2 separate regions of the Mus musculus genome follow, and region 2 is linked to region 1. The links are chromatin contacts, found by Hi-C or POLR2A ChIA-PET in ENCODE. All regions are on one chromosome and are shown on one strand. The core of a region is the stretch at or near the end of the contact, and the rest is flanking DNA. Distances in the headings are between cores, read along the strand shown.

Region 1 (6,849 bases), core at 2,936-5,435:
CTGGGATCACTGGCACCTCTTAGCCCTTGGTGGGCTTGGTAAGAACTAGTCTGAAGGTGTATCTCCTTCCCTTTACCCATGACGAGTATGCACCAAACTCTGTGTGTGTGTGTGGGTGGGTGTGTGTGGGTGTGTGTAGGGGAGTAGGGAGCCTGTGAACACAGGAGCTCTGAGGGGAAGAGGCTCCCCTCCCACCTCGGCCACAGGGTTCTAGGCTAGGAGCTGGAGCTGTCTCCCTCCTGGATCCAATAAAGCCAGATGCTTTGCCTCCAGCTCCAGTGCTCATAGGCCACTTATGCTGTCTGAACTCTTTAGGCTTGGCATCTCTTAGCTTTAGAAGCTAGAAGAGATCTGTGCCCTGGGGTCTCTCTGTTCCAACCCCATCTTCCAGTAACATGTATCAGTTATTTATCTGGCTAGGGGAAAAAAGACAGTGAGCAGAGTTTCATCAGTATGGGGGCTAAACCAGAATGGCATCCACCCTGCCTGGCGCCCAGCCTGGCTACCATCCAGACCCAAAGTGCCTTGGGGCCTTCTGAGGCTTTTAAAATCGGACCTAGAGGGACCTCCTATTTTGCTCTGACACACAGAGGTGGATTGTGGGATTCTGGGTGTGGCTGGGAAGCAGTCTGGGTGAGAGATAAGTGGGGACAGGGAAAGCGCCTTGGGTGCCCTCTCTGGTCTGAGAAACACTGAAGTCTACTCTGGTACACAAGTTCAATCTGTTCTGTATTCCCATTGGGAGATTTCAGACTAAAACCCCCTCTTCAAGCCAGCTGCTGCTTTCTATGTAATCCAAGTGCCTCCTCCGGCTGGTACCAGGATGGGAACAGAAGCCGGTTTATCAGGTGGGGTAGAAACCTTACTAGCCCAAGGACATAGTTAGAGCTATTCTGTCCAGTACTTGATTCTGAATATATCACAGAGGGACACAACTAGAAATGTAATAAAGTTTTATGTTTGGCAGGAAGACCCTTGAGTTGCTGTGGCTTTCTTAACTCTAAGGTGGGAACCCAGTATTTGGAAGAAAGACTTTCCTGAACAGTTCTTGGTGGTGGGTGAGACAGGCTGCTGCAATGGTAAAAGCTGCCTGAGGAACGGAGCTCAAGTCTGCAGCACTGGCTCCAGGAGCACTGGCTCCAGAAGGGGCTTCTCAGCCACCCCGCAGGATCACGTGTATGCCATGAACCCTCTGTAAAACTTGCCTAGCTTTAACTCCCCCGGGAAGCTCCATCTTTATAGGAAAGGGGCTAGACCATAGCTTTAGAATCTCTTGGAAACTAGTTTCTCTTACAAAGGAGGAAAACATGGCCCAGAGAGGTTGACATATTTAGATGCACTTTTTTTTTTCTTTTTTAATTTTAAATTTTCTTCCACATCCTGAATGCTACATTTGATTTTTGGTTTCTTTTGTTTGGGGGGGCAAGGTCTCTTTATTATTTTGCTCTGGCTGTCTTGGAACCCTGGCCTCAAACTCAGAGATCCACCTGCCTCTGCTTCCTGAGTGCTGAGATTAAAGATGTCCACGCCTGACTAATTTTAACCAGTACGCCTGACTAATTTTAACCAGTTTCAGCTGCAATGGGTAGCTACCCTCCTAACTAGTGGCTCTAAGACTTGGGTCTCCAGAGCCTGCTCCTAGGCTTGCCGTGGCTCCGTCAGCCATCTGGGAACACAGATGGGTCAGTGAGGGAACAGGGAATGAGCAGCTATTTCCACTCTGACCCGCCCCTCCTGGGAACTTACAAATTCAACCTGGCCTCCTTTCCGTGTCAGTACTTAATAACTTTATTTGCATTTGGCTCCTTCCACGGTGTGGAAGAGTTGGGTGCTGGCAGCAGCTTGGGCATCCTGCGCCCTCTGGTGGGCCTCAGGAGCCATGGCCACACAAGACGGCAGTCAATAGTCTAGCACAAGGTTGCAGTGATCCTCACTCAGGTCTGGGCCCCAGACCCAACCTCAGGGAACTGGGCTTGTTGGGGTGAAGCCCTGAACCTCTGGCTCTCATACTCGCCCGTGTTGGACACCCGCATGTTCTGACGAGCTTTCATCTGCTTCAATCGGTCCTTGTCCACTTCCTGCTTGGTGAGGACGAAGAAGAGGATACCACAGGGGAAGCCGATGGCCCTAGGGATGGGGAGATGTGTACCGGGTTTGGGCAGGGACTGGCACTGAGCCAGAGGAGCTAGAAGAATCAGGCCAGCTTTGTCACTTGTACAAATGCTGTGGTGAGACATCTTACGTCTACCTGTCCTTTGTGCTGAGTGCTGGAGGGACCCCACAAACCAGAGCCTCCTGCTGCTGCCTGCTTTAGACAACCGTAATAGTGCTCTATTACATCCTAGCCAACTCCAAACTCCTAGGCATAGTACTCAAAGCCCAGTGTGGTCCTACCTACCTCTTCATTTCTCCTCTGACGGCTGATATTCATGAGTCTCTTCACTTGTGTTGAATGCTTCTGTGTGATAGCCTAAGTAGCCCAGGCTTGCTCTGAGTTAGCAAAGGACCTCCCTGCATACACTGTCTCATGTCCCGTGCCAGACCTCTTTATTTTTCTTTATGGTGTTAAGCTTGTGCACAACCACTAAGGTACATCGACCAACTCTCAGTCTTAGCAGCTACAACTGAAAGAGGGCATTGGTAAGGGCCAAAGAACAGGAAGCCACAAGAGCTGGTGACAATCACAGCTGGGAGCCTCTGTTCCCTCCTTGGAGGGATGGAAATGCAAGGTTTACCTCAGAAAGCTTCAAACGTTATATGGCAAAGTATTGTCATACCTCAGACATTGGATGGAAAAAAATGTTAATTTCCCTTCCTTTTACTTTAGTGAGTGATAATCAGTAATATGTATTAAGGCCAGAATCAGATCCACAGAATTCACAGAAACACGTCTAGCTTCTACACAACGCAATCTGACACTTAATTACTGGGATTGGAATGTGACCCCTGCTCCCAAAGGGAAGGATGAATCCAGTGACTCAAATTCAAATCAGATCAGCTCAATTTGCTCCACAGAAAAGCCACTATCCCCCAATTTTACATATTTTTCCACCCTAGCCCCCCCCCCCCTTCTGAGAGTCCATCCCTTGACTCCAGCAATTTCCTTCCCTTGGATTCAGCTCTCCACCCGCATTTCAGAGAAGTTTCTAGGTCCCCACACCTTTCAATGCACTCCCCACTGGTAGGCAAAGGGAGCAGTTAAACTCACCAGGCTAGCCCCACGGCTTTCATGGGGTTCTTGCCCCTCTTTCTGGGAATGTATTCTAGCTCAGGGGAGAGGGGCTCGGGCTCCTCCTTGCATTCTGGTGAGCTGTGGCTCTGCAGTGCTCTGGTCCTGTTCTGGGAAGCCTTGTTAGCTGTGGCTCCAGAGAGGATCCCTGTGAATGAAAGTATGGCATGTCAGTATGGGAGATGAGGAAGGGGAGTGACTGCAGTCTGGAGTAACAAGTGCAGTGAAGAATCTAAAGAGAAATGGGAAAATCGCCATCGGGTGACACCTTTGGAAGGCTACTTAAACGTCACTGCGGGCTCCTCACCCTGGTGCCAAGGCAGTGAGCTTCGCTGCTGTTCTATTCAGAAGTCAGGCTGGGAAGGACTGCAGAGGAACTCACCGGAGACATACGTATGAAGGAAATCCGGGGAACTGTTTTAAAACTGCAGGACCTTAAGCTATCCTTAAGGATAACTAACTCCATCCCGTCGAAGAGGAAGCTGAAGCCCGAAGACGAGCTGCTTCGCACAAGGTCAAACCGCTAATTACTCAGTGCTAGAACTCAAGCCTCCAGATGCCCAGGGCTCTTTCCTCTGCACTGCGGTGAGTGTGAAACCCCTGGGGCGCGGGAGTCTAAAGGTTTCTTTGGTACCCTCTCTAGCAATAAGACCCTAGACACGCCGCGCAACCTAAACGCAGGAGTTGGACTGGGTGACCTCTAGAGCATCTTTTCACCCCCAGACTCTCTAAGATCTTGCAGAGAGGTGTGGGCAGCAATTGGCATGCTGACTTCCTGCTGTCGCGCTGGGTGGGATATAAAGGAAACGGAATCTTTTAAAACCCTGCCCTCCCGAGGGTCCCTCTCCTTACCCCGGAGGACGCGGGCATTTCTCGCCCCCCGGCCCTTCAGCGCCGTAGCAGCTACCACCGCCGCCATGTTCGGGTCCCACCCCCCTTCACTGCGCTCCCCGTCGGGAATTGTAGTTTGCGTAAGGGGCCTCCCCCGCGCCTTCCGTCCTGCCTACAGAGCAAAAACTACATTTCCCAGAAGTCCGCGTAGCGGGCCCCGGAGAACTACTCCTCCCAGGAGACCCTGGAGGCGCGCACGCTCGCTTGTTTCCCTTCAGCTGGGGGCGGAGTCATGTAAGGTGGAGCTTGGGCTCTCCCGCCACGCCCCGGCCTGGTCATCCTAGTTCTGCCTTATGATTGGCGGCTCTGTTAGTCCACCACTGTCGCCATTGGCCCGGATGCCGTCGCTCTTTCGGCCGGGAGTCACCTACGCCTACTTCCTCCCGGGAGGAGGGGCTCGAGTTCCGCGTCGTCGCGCAGAGCTGACTCTGGGAGGCGTTTGGGCCCAGAGAAGTGGATCGGTAGCTTTCGCCGCATGGAGTCCGAATCGGAGAGCGGAGCGGCCGCTGACACCCCGCCTCTGGAGACTCTGAGCTTTCACGGAGATGAAGAGATCATTGAGGTGGTAGAGCTGGATCCAGGCCCGCCGGACCCGGGTGAGAACTGACGCTCCTGAGGCCACGGGACAAGAGGCGCTCACCCCTGGCCTCTGACCCCTGCTTCTCCCCAGTCCCCCCTCCCCCCTTCCCTACCGGTCGTTCCTACCGACATTTCTCTCCCAGACCTCCTCCCCTACCCCCCACCTTTAGTTTCTAGGCCTGGCTGGGTGGGGGTTCCCTGACGCCTCCCCTAGCCCTTCCCCTCACACACCCCCTTCCCATCATGCCCTCTGTCCTCTCTTCCCACACGGTCGCTGGCCAACACCAGATCTTCAGACCTAGCCTCTCTCCCCCTCCCCGCCCCCCAAGTGCTCTCTTCCTGCTCGGTACGTGTGAGACAACATCTTAACCTTTGGCCACACGACCCACCCTAGCTTCACCTTTTTCATTCTTTAACCCTTACCCCATTCCTTGTATTATCTTTGGAGCTCCATCTTTTAACGCTTCTCTCAAAGCAGATGATCTGGCCCAGGAGATGGAAGACGTGGACTTTGAGGAAGAGGAAGAAGAAGAAGAGGGCAATGACGAGGGCTGGGTCTTGGAACCCCAGGAAGGGGTGGTCGGTAGCATGGAGGGCCCGGATGATAGTGAGGTCACCTTTGCATTGCACTCAGGTAGGCCTTTGAACATCTCAGATCAGTGCAGATGGGCTTTTGAGTATGGCCTGTTGGTCCTAGGCAGCTATTATAAGAGACCAAAGTGAAAGCCACCTACTTTGGCCTGCAGGATATTCAAAGGAAGGGCCATAGGGCACTGGGGTTAAGTGTGACCCCTGGGTTCAAATCCTACCTCTGCTGTTTAGCAGTCTGTCAGCTTTGTTAGCTTTCTGGATCTTGGTATTCTTTAAAATATATATATATATATATATATATATAAAATCTTGTATGAAAGTGAATGGAAGTAACCTAAGTGGAAATTAAAGGTAGTTTACATTCCAGAAGGGGCATTAATAATAATCTCGGATGCCAGCCTCATGAAACTCTCATAACTTAATTCATACCTAGCCTGGTATGGCCTGTCCTGTCAGCTGTGCACCTCAGAGAACGTGGTAAGGGGAACAGCACAGCAGGGGGCTATGCTCCAGAGGAGGTCACAGCTCTGTGGGCTCTGGAAGGGTTTCTCTAACAACCTGAGGCTCCAGACAAGAACTGGATGCAGCTGTCCCAGGAAAGAGCAGCTATGGCTTTGGGGAAAAAGGGAGTGTGCTTCCTGAAGGTTCTGAAAGACAGAGCTCTAGGTGAGAACCCGGTTCCATCCCCATTCTCATGGACTATGTCTTGGGACAGCGTCTGTGTTCTGTGTGAGCCTGGACCCCAAAACCAACACCTTGGCAGTGACAGGGGGCGAAGACGACAAGGCCTTCGTGTGGAGGCTCGGTGATGGAGAGCTGCTCTTTGAGTGTGCAGGTGAGAGGCTGGGGAGGTTGTGTTCCTTTGGATGTCCTGGCAGGGGGCCCCTGAGAATACCCAGCTGCCGTTTACCAGCCTCTGTCTTGTGCCGGATTCAGGGACCCACAATGGAAGAACTGTTTGGCAGGCATTTGGACAGGACATGCTAATAGGCCAAGAGAGGCTGGCTGAGATGAGCATGGTGCTGGGGTAGGAGTAGACAGAGGCACAGAGAAGATAGGCTCTGGTTGCTTAACAGTGGGGCCAGTAGTATCTGTTCTTGGGAAACGGGAGTGCTAGTCCCTGGAGCTGCAGCAAGTTTGGCCCCCTTCTTTGCTGAGGTCCTCCTACTTTCTTTTCTGCTCAGTTGCCTTTAAACAGTGACTAGATGCATGGGTCACTTGTCCCCAACATTTAGGTATTTTTTAATGTTCTTTTTTGCCACCTTTTTAAAGGTTATATAGTTGGGTTGGCCTTGGATGTTGGCAAGGCTGGCCTCAAACTTGGTACATCTCTTAGGCAAACTTGAGTTTAAAACCTGCCTACTTCTCTTTGCTGCAGGCCACAAAGACTCTGTGACATGCGCTGGTTTCAGTCACGATTCCACCCTAGTGGCCACAGGGGACATGAGTGGTCTTTTGAAAGTATGGCAGGTAGACACCAAGGAAGAAGTCTGGTCCTTTGAAGCAGGAGACCTGGAGGTGAGATCCTTGGAGTGAGCTTCCACTCTTTGGGACCTTAA
Region 2 (6,849 bases), core at 2,097-4,596, 220 kb before region 1:
TAACATAACAGTATGAATTGTAGACATAGGGGATGGTGAAGAAACTGGGTCAAATTTGTATCCTTCAGTCTTATCCCTTATCAATTATCCTAATGAATGTCTGGTACAAAAAAAACTGTTAGAGCTGCCATGTGGGTCAAGCAGCATAACGCATGTTTTTAAACTTATGTATGGCACTATAAATGTAGTTTGAAGAACTATATATTGAGAACTTTTTATAAGTAGCGTACCACAGGTTTTTGTTTTGCTTTTTGAGAGGGTCTATGTAGCCCTGATTGTCCTGAACTTGAAGAGATCTGCCCCCTCCTGCTCACCAAAGACACGTACCACTATGGTTAGCTTAATGTGCCACAGTTATAACAGCTACTCAAATAATGCATTAGGGAGGGAAAAAAAGGAAAATGAGAATCTGGGCAGAGGAGAGGAGACTGGTATTGAAGCATGTATGTTCAGATGCTGAGATCTACCATCTAACCTTGAACAATTCGCTTACCACCGCCACCTTTCAACTTGATGAGTCTCAAATAATATGTATAACTGGGAAAGAAGGAACAAAAGCAGCTAGGGGCTTCTTTCCCATTATTGTCTGTCAGTCGACTGCCATTTCCTTCCTCCCTTAATGGCTCATCCCAGACCTTGGTGAAGTGAGATCATCAAAAAGAGGACCAATCAGACCAATGTCAAAACTAAGGGTGACAGGAAACCCGGAGGTATTGATTGACAAAAGGTATGGAGAAGATTAAAAGACTAGATTCTCATGACTAGCATAATCATGGGAACAAAATGAAGTACATGCTGCCCAGTGGCTTCTGGAAACTTCTGGTCTACAGCATTAGAAAGCTTGAAATGTTTCTTTGTAACAAATCTACTATGCTGAGATTTCTCAGTGTTTCCTCTAAGAACTGCAAAATCACTACAGAAAAAAACAACACAGCTGGCCTTCAGTTACCAATCAGGCTGACAATGAAGGAAATGAGTATGTGGCTTACATATATACTTTATTTGTGCTTAAATAAACACACACACACACCTATGGAAACTATAGTCCCTTAAGAATTTTAACAAGTATAAACAGAGACAGGATATAAAATATTACTTGCTCTGAAAAGAAGAAATCAACTTCATGAAGTAGTATGTTCTTAGTTTTTTTTAAATGAATGTTTATTAGTTTGTGTGTATTGTGAGTTCTGGGGACTTAACTCCGGTCAATACACTTGGCAACAAGTGACTTTACCCACTAGGCCACCTCACTGGTTCCTGAGCAATGTGTTCCTGTCTAGGTCTCAGTTACACTTAGCTGAGTCGCTTGCTTTTTTTCTTCCCTTTTGAGACTGCATCTTACTGTGTATCTCAGGCTGGCCTAAATAAAACGCTCTGTAGACCAGGCTGCCCTTGAATGCAGAGATCTGCCTGCCTCTGCTTCCCTGGGTGCTGGGATTAAAAGCATTGTCATGCCAATCAGATTGTTTACTTTTGGGAGGAGTCTCTGGAGACTGAACCAAGGGTGTCACACATGCCAGATCAAATATTCTCCTATAATTAATATCTCTACCCATCTTTTTAAAAATGTTTTCTGAGATAGTCTTATTAAATTGCCAGGCTGGTCTTGAACTTGTGATCTGCCTGTCTGAGCTGATATTACAGAGGTGCTGCCACCACCCTCTGGAGGATGTTTTTCTTTTCTTTTTGGTCAGGATATCACTATGCTATCATGGTGGCCTGAACTTTCCATATAGACCAGGCTGGCCTCAAAATTCACAGAAATCCCAAGCACGGCTGTCCTAAATATTTCTTTTTATACTTGAAGTTAAGGTAGTTTTTCATATTTTATTTAGTCATTATGTTACGTTGTCTCATAATGTAATCTAAATACATTATTTTCCTGATAGCATTTCCCCTTGGTGAAACAAAGTGAAACTGGCCTTTGGAAGTGTCTTTAAACTATGCTGCTTCCAGTATGGTTGTGAGTGTAGCCATTCAGTCAGCATTATTTGAGTGCTTACCTTACTGTAGTAGGAACTGTCCCAGTGGTGGGGAAAACAAGTGAACAGGCCTCACCAAATACTTGCCCCTGACTTACAGAGTACAGACAACCCACAAGTAAAAGTAAAATAAAATATAAAAGTCTAGTAATTAAACCGTGGGATCGGTGCTCTATATGAGAAAATGTTGGGGTTACAAGCTACTATGAATATGGTCGGAAAAAGTCACTCTGAGGTAAACTTGTGTGTATGTATGGAGGCAGAGTCCTAAGAAAGACATTCCAGGTAGAGAATATGTAACAGAAAAGTTCATATACTTCTTGGTCGGAGCTTAGGGAGCAAGTGACAAAAACCAAGCCCATAAACGTGACTAAGGACCACATCATACAGGGCTTGTAGGCCAGGGAAGGAGTCTACTTTCTCTAAATTTAACCGAAAGCCATAGTACGACTCTAGGGAGGTATAATACATGATTTGCTTTTCTTGTTAAAAGATAAAACGCGAGGCGTGAGGAAGTCTTTCCTCATGCAAAAAGCAAGTGGCTTGAGCTAGAAGCCCATTTCCGAACCACTGAGATGTGCCTAGGCGAGGAAGTCTAGGATCACGGGACCAGAGCGAATGGCCGTGGCAGTATCCTCATCCCCGCCGACGCCCAGCATTCACAACCCGCGTCCAGATAAACTGACGCCAGGCGCAAAGGAATCAATGAATGGCCTGCTGGGGCAGCGCGGGGCGCGGGACCAGGCCTTGGCGCTGGCAAACAACGCGAGAGGCCGCGCGCCAGGCCAGGAGAGGGGGCGGGAGGGGATGAGAGGGAACAGCGGGGGTCCGGCTCCGCCACGGTCGGCGTGTGGAGACCCCCAGACCTTGCGACTAGGGGCAGGAGCAGCTGGACTCAGGGCCCGGATCTGGGAGCTAGAAAACAGGCTGAGACGGACATCCGAGCGGGAGCAACCACTCACCGCTGCCGTTGCCAGGCTGTGCATGTTTGGAGCGGCCGCCGCACTCCTCCTCCCGCCGGACGCACCGGACCCGCGTCCCAGCTTCAGCGGCTCTGATGCCCAAGATGAAGTGCCGCCATCCGCCTCCGCCTCGCTCCGCCCCCTTCGCGGGCCTTTGACCTCTCACCTCTGACCCTCCGCCCACCCAGCCCTTTCCCGCCTCCCGGACCTCGGCCTAGCAAATAATCTCAAAGTATGTTCTTTGAACCTTCAGATTCGGGATCAAAATGACGTCTGCAAACTACTGGCCCTCGTATCCCCACAGCATCGCAGGTAAATCCTTTGAGAGACGTGAACTCTGACTTTCTCCCGAAGGCCAGACAAGGGCGGGAAAAGGCCAGCAGGCTTGGAAGGACACGAATTGCGCATGCTCAAGCGGTTGCGCGTGAGGAAAATGGTAGGAGGGCCAAAGTTGGTAAAGTGGACGGTGCGCATGTGTATTACAGTGTCGTCACGGCGGGGGCGGGGCCGCCCGGGTTAGGGGCTGGGCATGGTGAGGGGCAGAGCGAATGCTTGAGGGGCGGGACTTGCGCGCTTACGCGCACGCGCCTGGACTGGTTGCGTCGAGAGTGCGTGCGTCCGTACGTGTTTGCGTGTAGTCATAGTTCCCGCCATCAGCGGGTTTAGGTGTGCTAGGAGAGAGACCGGCCTCGCTCTCTGGGGCTAGTAGAGCCCCTTCCTTCCGAGCCTTTCGGCTCCACCCCCTCCGCGGGAACTTTGTGCTTCCGGCAAGCTTGTCCGGAGCTGGGACCCTCTAGCGCAGGTAAGACGAGCCGGGACAGCTTCTGAATTGAGCCGTTTTCCCCGGCACCCCCACCCCACCCCTGCGGTCCGCCCACTCGGCGTCCACTTCAGAGTTCTCCCGGCTGCTGCTTAGCCCGCCCCGGGTCCTTGGATACCCAATGCCTTACAGGTGCCCCGTTCGAGTGTTGCCCCCTTTACTTCTCCTTTAACGCGTCCGTGTTGTCACTTGCTTTCTGCATTCTAAATCTGGCCTCTCTTCACCAAGGTTCAGGTGGTCTCAGCGTACCTCCCTGCAAGGCCTGCTGTCTTTACAGGTGACTTTGTTGCCACATATCCATTAAAACCTTGACTGCGATATTCACACGCCCGCTTGACCATTCTTTACTTTCCTACTCCTCTTAGACATTACTCGCTGAAAGGGAGTGTAATTTTTGTCGTGCCTTTGGTTGCTACCCATATCTAGCCAGGACACTGACGGTGTCTATTGAACCAATTTTAAATCAAAATCTGGAGAAAAATAAAAAGGTAATAAAGTTCCGTGTCGTTGGAGAGTTGTACTGTAGTGTTTTTCAGATATTCCTTTGGCGAGTTAACAGTACCTGATGAGTCTATAGTTGAAAGAACTAATCTAAGAGGGAATGTTAAGGGGGCATTTTGGTTTATTGTGTTAAGTATTAGAGGAGGCTTCTGGGCCAGACAGATAGGCTCTAGTGTGTTTGTATGATGTTTGTCATTTGTCATGTTAATATTTGGGTGAATATTCAAAAGAATAGTGTTGCATACTGGCAAAAGGAAAAGGAGGGACTGAAGACCCAAGGACAGATGTAATCAGTTGGTAAGAAATTTTGTCAGGGTAAATGATTTGGTTTTGGACTGGGGTTCTCCCCTGTTGTACTTCCATTTCTCTCTAAGCTTTAAATTCTGCTATATGTTGATAACTTGAGATTTTCTTATTTTCAGCTCCATATTCAAATAGCCAACTGTCTGCTTAACATCTCAGCTTGATTTTTTCTCCCCTTAGGAATTTCAAATATGATACCTTTAAAAACTGGAGTCAATCTGTCTCTTGTACCCAAATTCTCTCCTTTCCAGTGTCCACTACACCACAAGCGGCATGCATGTCCATTTTGATGACACATAGCCATTTGTTCAGTGACACTGGGTAGAAGCTTGAGAAGCAGTCTTGATTTCTTCATCCTATGTGTTCATATCCTTTCCAAGTTCTGTTTTACTTCTAATATATGTTTTGCATTTATTTCTGACCTTCTTCACTTTGACTTTTCTAATTCAAACCACAGTTCTTTTTCATAGGGACTTGATCTCCCTTATTCCTATTCTCACCTGTAGAATAGGAGTAAGAGTTCTTAGCTTACCTGGGTAATGGGAGGCAGGGGCAGATGGATCTCCGAGTTCAAGACCAGCTTGGACTACAGAGTGAGTTCCAGGATAGCTGGGGTTGGGGGGGTGGCGGTACACAGAAAAACCCGTCTCTAAAAACAAATAAACAAAAGTTCTCACCTTAGTGGATTATTATGAGTGCTATAAACTCCCTAAAGTATTGACACTCAGAATCTGTCAAGTAAGAATTATTATTGTAATTATGAGTTAAAAACACTACTTTCTTATCTGATCTCCCTGGGTTTTGTTTTGTTTTGTTTTTCTTGTTTTCTCTTCTTCCCAAACTCAACACTATCCATTCATTCAAATAACGTATACTTTCTTTGCTTGAAACCCTTCAGTGGCTTTCTCATTGCCAAGGTGCTCATTACTTTAAGATAAAATGTAAAATAATGTTCTGGGGATACAGTTCAGTTGCTGGATGCTTCCCTAGCATGCATGAATCCCTAGGGATTTTTTTCTTTGTTTATTTTTTTATTTATTTATTTTTTTTTTTTGAGACAGGGTTTCTCTGTGTAGCCCTGGCTGTCCTGGAACTCACTTTGTAGACCAGGCTGTCCTTGAACTCAGCAATCTCTGCTTGACTCTGCTTCCCAAGTGCTAGGATCAAAGGCGTGAGCAGTGCGCCACCACCGCCAGGCAAATCCCTAGTTTTGTGCTCCAGCACTACATAAAGCCAACAGAGACAGGAGGAGCAGACATTCAAATCCTCAGATATACCAGCCTTGGCTATAAGTCTGTCTGTCTGTCTGTCTGTCTGTCTCTCTCTCTCTTTTTGGTTTTTTGAGACAGGGTTTCTCTGTATAGTCTTGGCTGTCCTGGAACTCACTTTGTAGACCAGGCTGGCCTTGAACTCAGAAATCCACCTGTCTCTGCCCCCCCCCCCCTCTCTCTCTTTTAAGGAAAACATTTCAGAATCACAAGATTCTATATAACCTGGTTCTTTCCTACTTCTTTTTTTTGTTTTGTTTTGTTTTGTTTTTTTGTTTGTTTGTTTTTTTCGCGACAGGGTTTCTCTGTGTAGCCCTGGCTGTCCTGGAACTCACTCTGTAGACCAGGCTGGCCTTGAACTCAGAAATCCGCCTGCCTCTGCCTCCCAAGTGCTGGGATTAAAGGCATGTGCCACCACGCCCGGCTCTTTCCTACTTCTTTAGCTTCACCTTCTGACCTTTCCCTTTCTTTTAATTAACCTCCAGCCACACTAATTTATGTAGACATACAATGTTTCTGGTTTAGGCTTTTGCATATACACTACTCTGTTTATCTGGCTTGTTCCAGCACTAGTGCTGCCATCCTTCAATTAACTTATGCCTTAATTTTCAGTCTAAGTAATGCTTTCTCAGAGAAGCCTTGTTGATTTTTTTTTTCCTTTACTCTCAACCCCCAAGTTGGATAAAAGCTACTTTAGGCAGAACCCTCTCCTGCAAATACAACTGACCTCTCTCTCTCTCTCTCTCTCTCTCTCTCTCTCACACACACACACACACACACGTATATACTAGGTAAAAAAAAGTAAACATAAAGGGACTCATTTTCACATTTTTTCTCAAGAATTGGTTAAATGAATCAAATTGGAAATTGCATAAGCTTGTAATGATTTAAAGTGTAAGATGCTGTAAGAACCATCATGTGTTTTGAAAGCATCAGTCTTCAGATACTCTTGTCAGAAGAATTCTACTGCAAAGGACACATCAAAGGAAAACAGGTAGGAGTATGGCTCAGCT

Evidence for each region. A loop is a pair of places that touch in the nucleus more often than their neighbours do. ChIA-PET counts read pairs that join two places held with the same protein, here RNA polymerase II (POLR2A).
Region 2: a loop to region 1 is called in a map of heart, with 3 times the contacts of the local background. The contact joins the promoter of Cnot9 here to the promoter of Pnkd in region 1. A Hi-C loop is called at or near these places in 1 of 37 maps with a recorded cell type or tissue (heart). POLR2A ChIA-PET finds 5 or more read pairs at or near these places in 2 of 5 experiments (both embryonic stem cell).

The regions. Positions count from the first base shown.
Region 1 is chr1:74,282,370-74,289,218 of GRCm38, reverse strand. Pnkd (paroxysmal nonkinesiogenic dyskinesia) reads right to left here and starts at 4,185. Exons shown (of 10, transcript NM_001039509.1): 1 at 4,082-4,185; 2 at 3,209-3,377. The coding sequence starts at 4,148. Aamp (angio-associated migratory protein) reads left to right here and starts at 4,481. Exons shown (of 11, transcript NM_146110.3): 1 at 4,481-4,716; 2 at 5,178-5,333; 3 at 6,006-6,125; 4 at 6,669-6,808. The coding sequence starts at 4,596. It overlaps Tmbim1 (transmembrane BAX inhibitor motif containing 1), which reads left to right. Exons shown (of 12, transcript NM_027154.5): 12 at 1-972. Gm28364 (predicted gene 28364) reads right to left here. Exons shown (of 2, transcript NR_168296.1): 2 at 6,505-6,849.
Region 2 is chr1:74,502,557-74,509,405 of GRCm38, reverse strand. It overlaps Cnot9 (CCR4-NOT transcription complex, subunit 9), which reads right to left and starts at 3,346. Exons shown (of 8, transcript NM_021383.5): 1 at 2,945-3,346. The coding sequence starts at 2,968. It overlaps Usp37 (ubiquitin specific peptidase 37), which reads left to right and starts at 3,585. Exons shown (of 24, transcript NM_001310662.1): 1 at 3,585-3,746.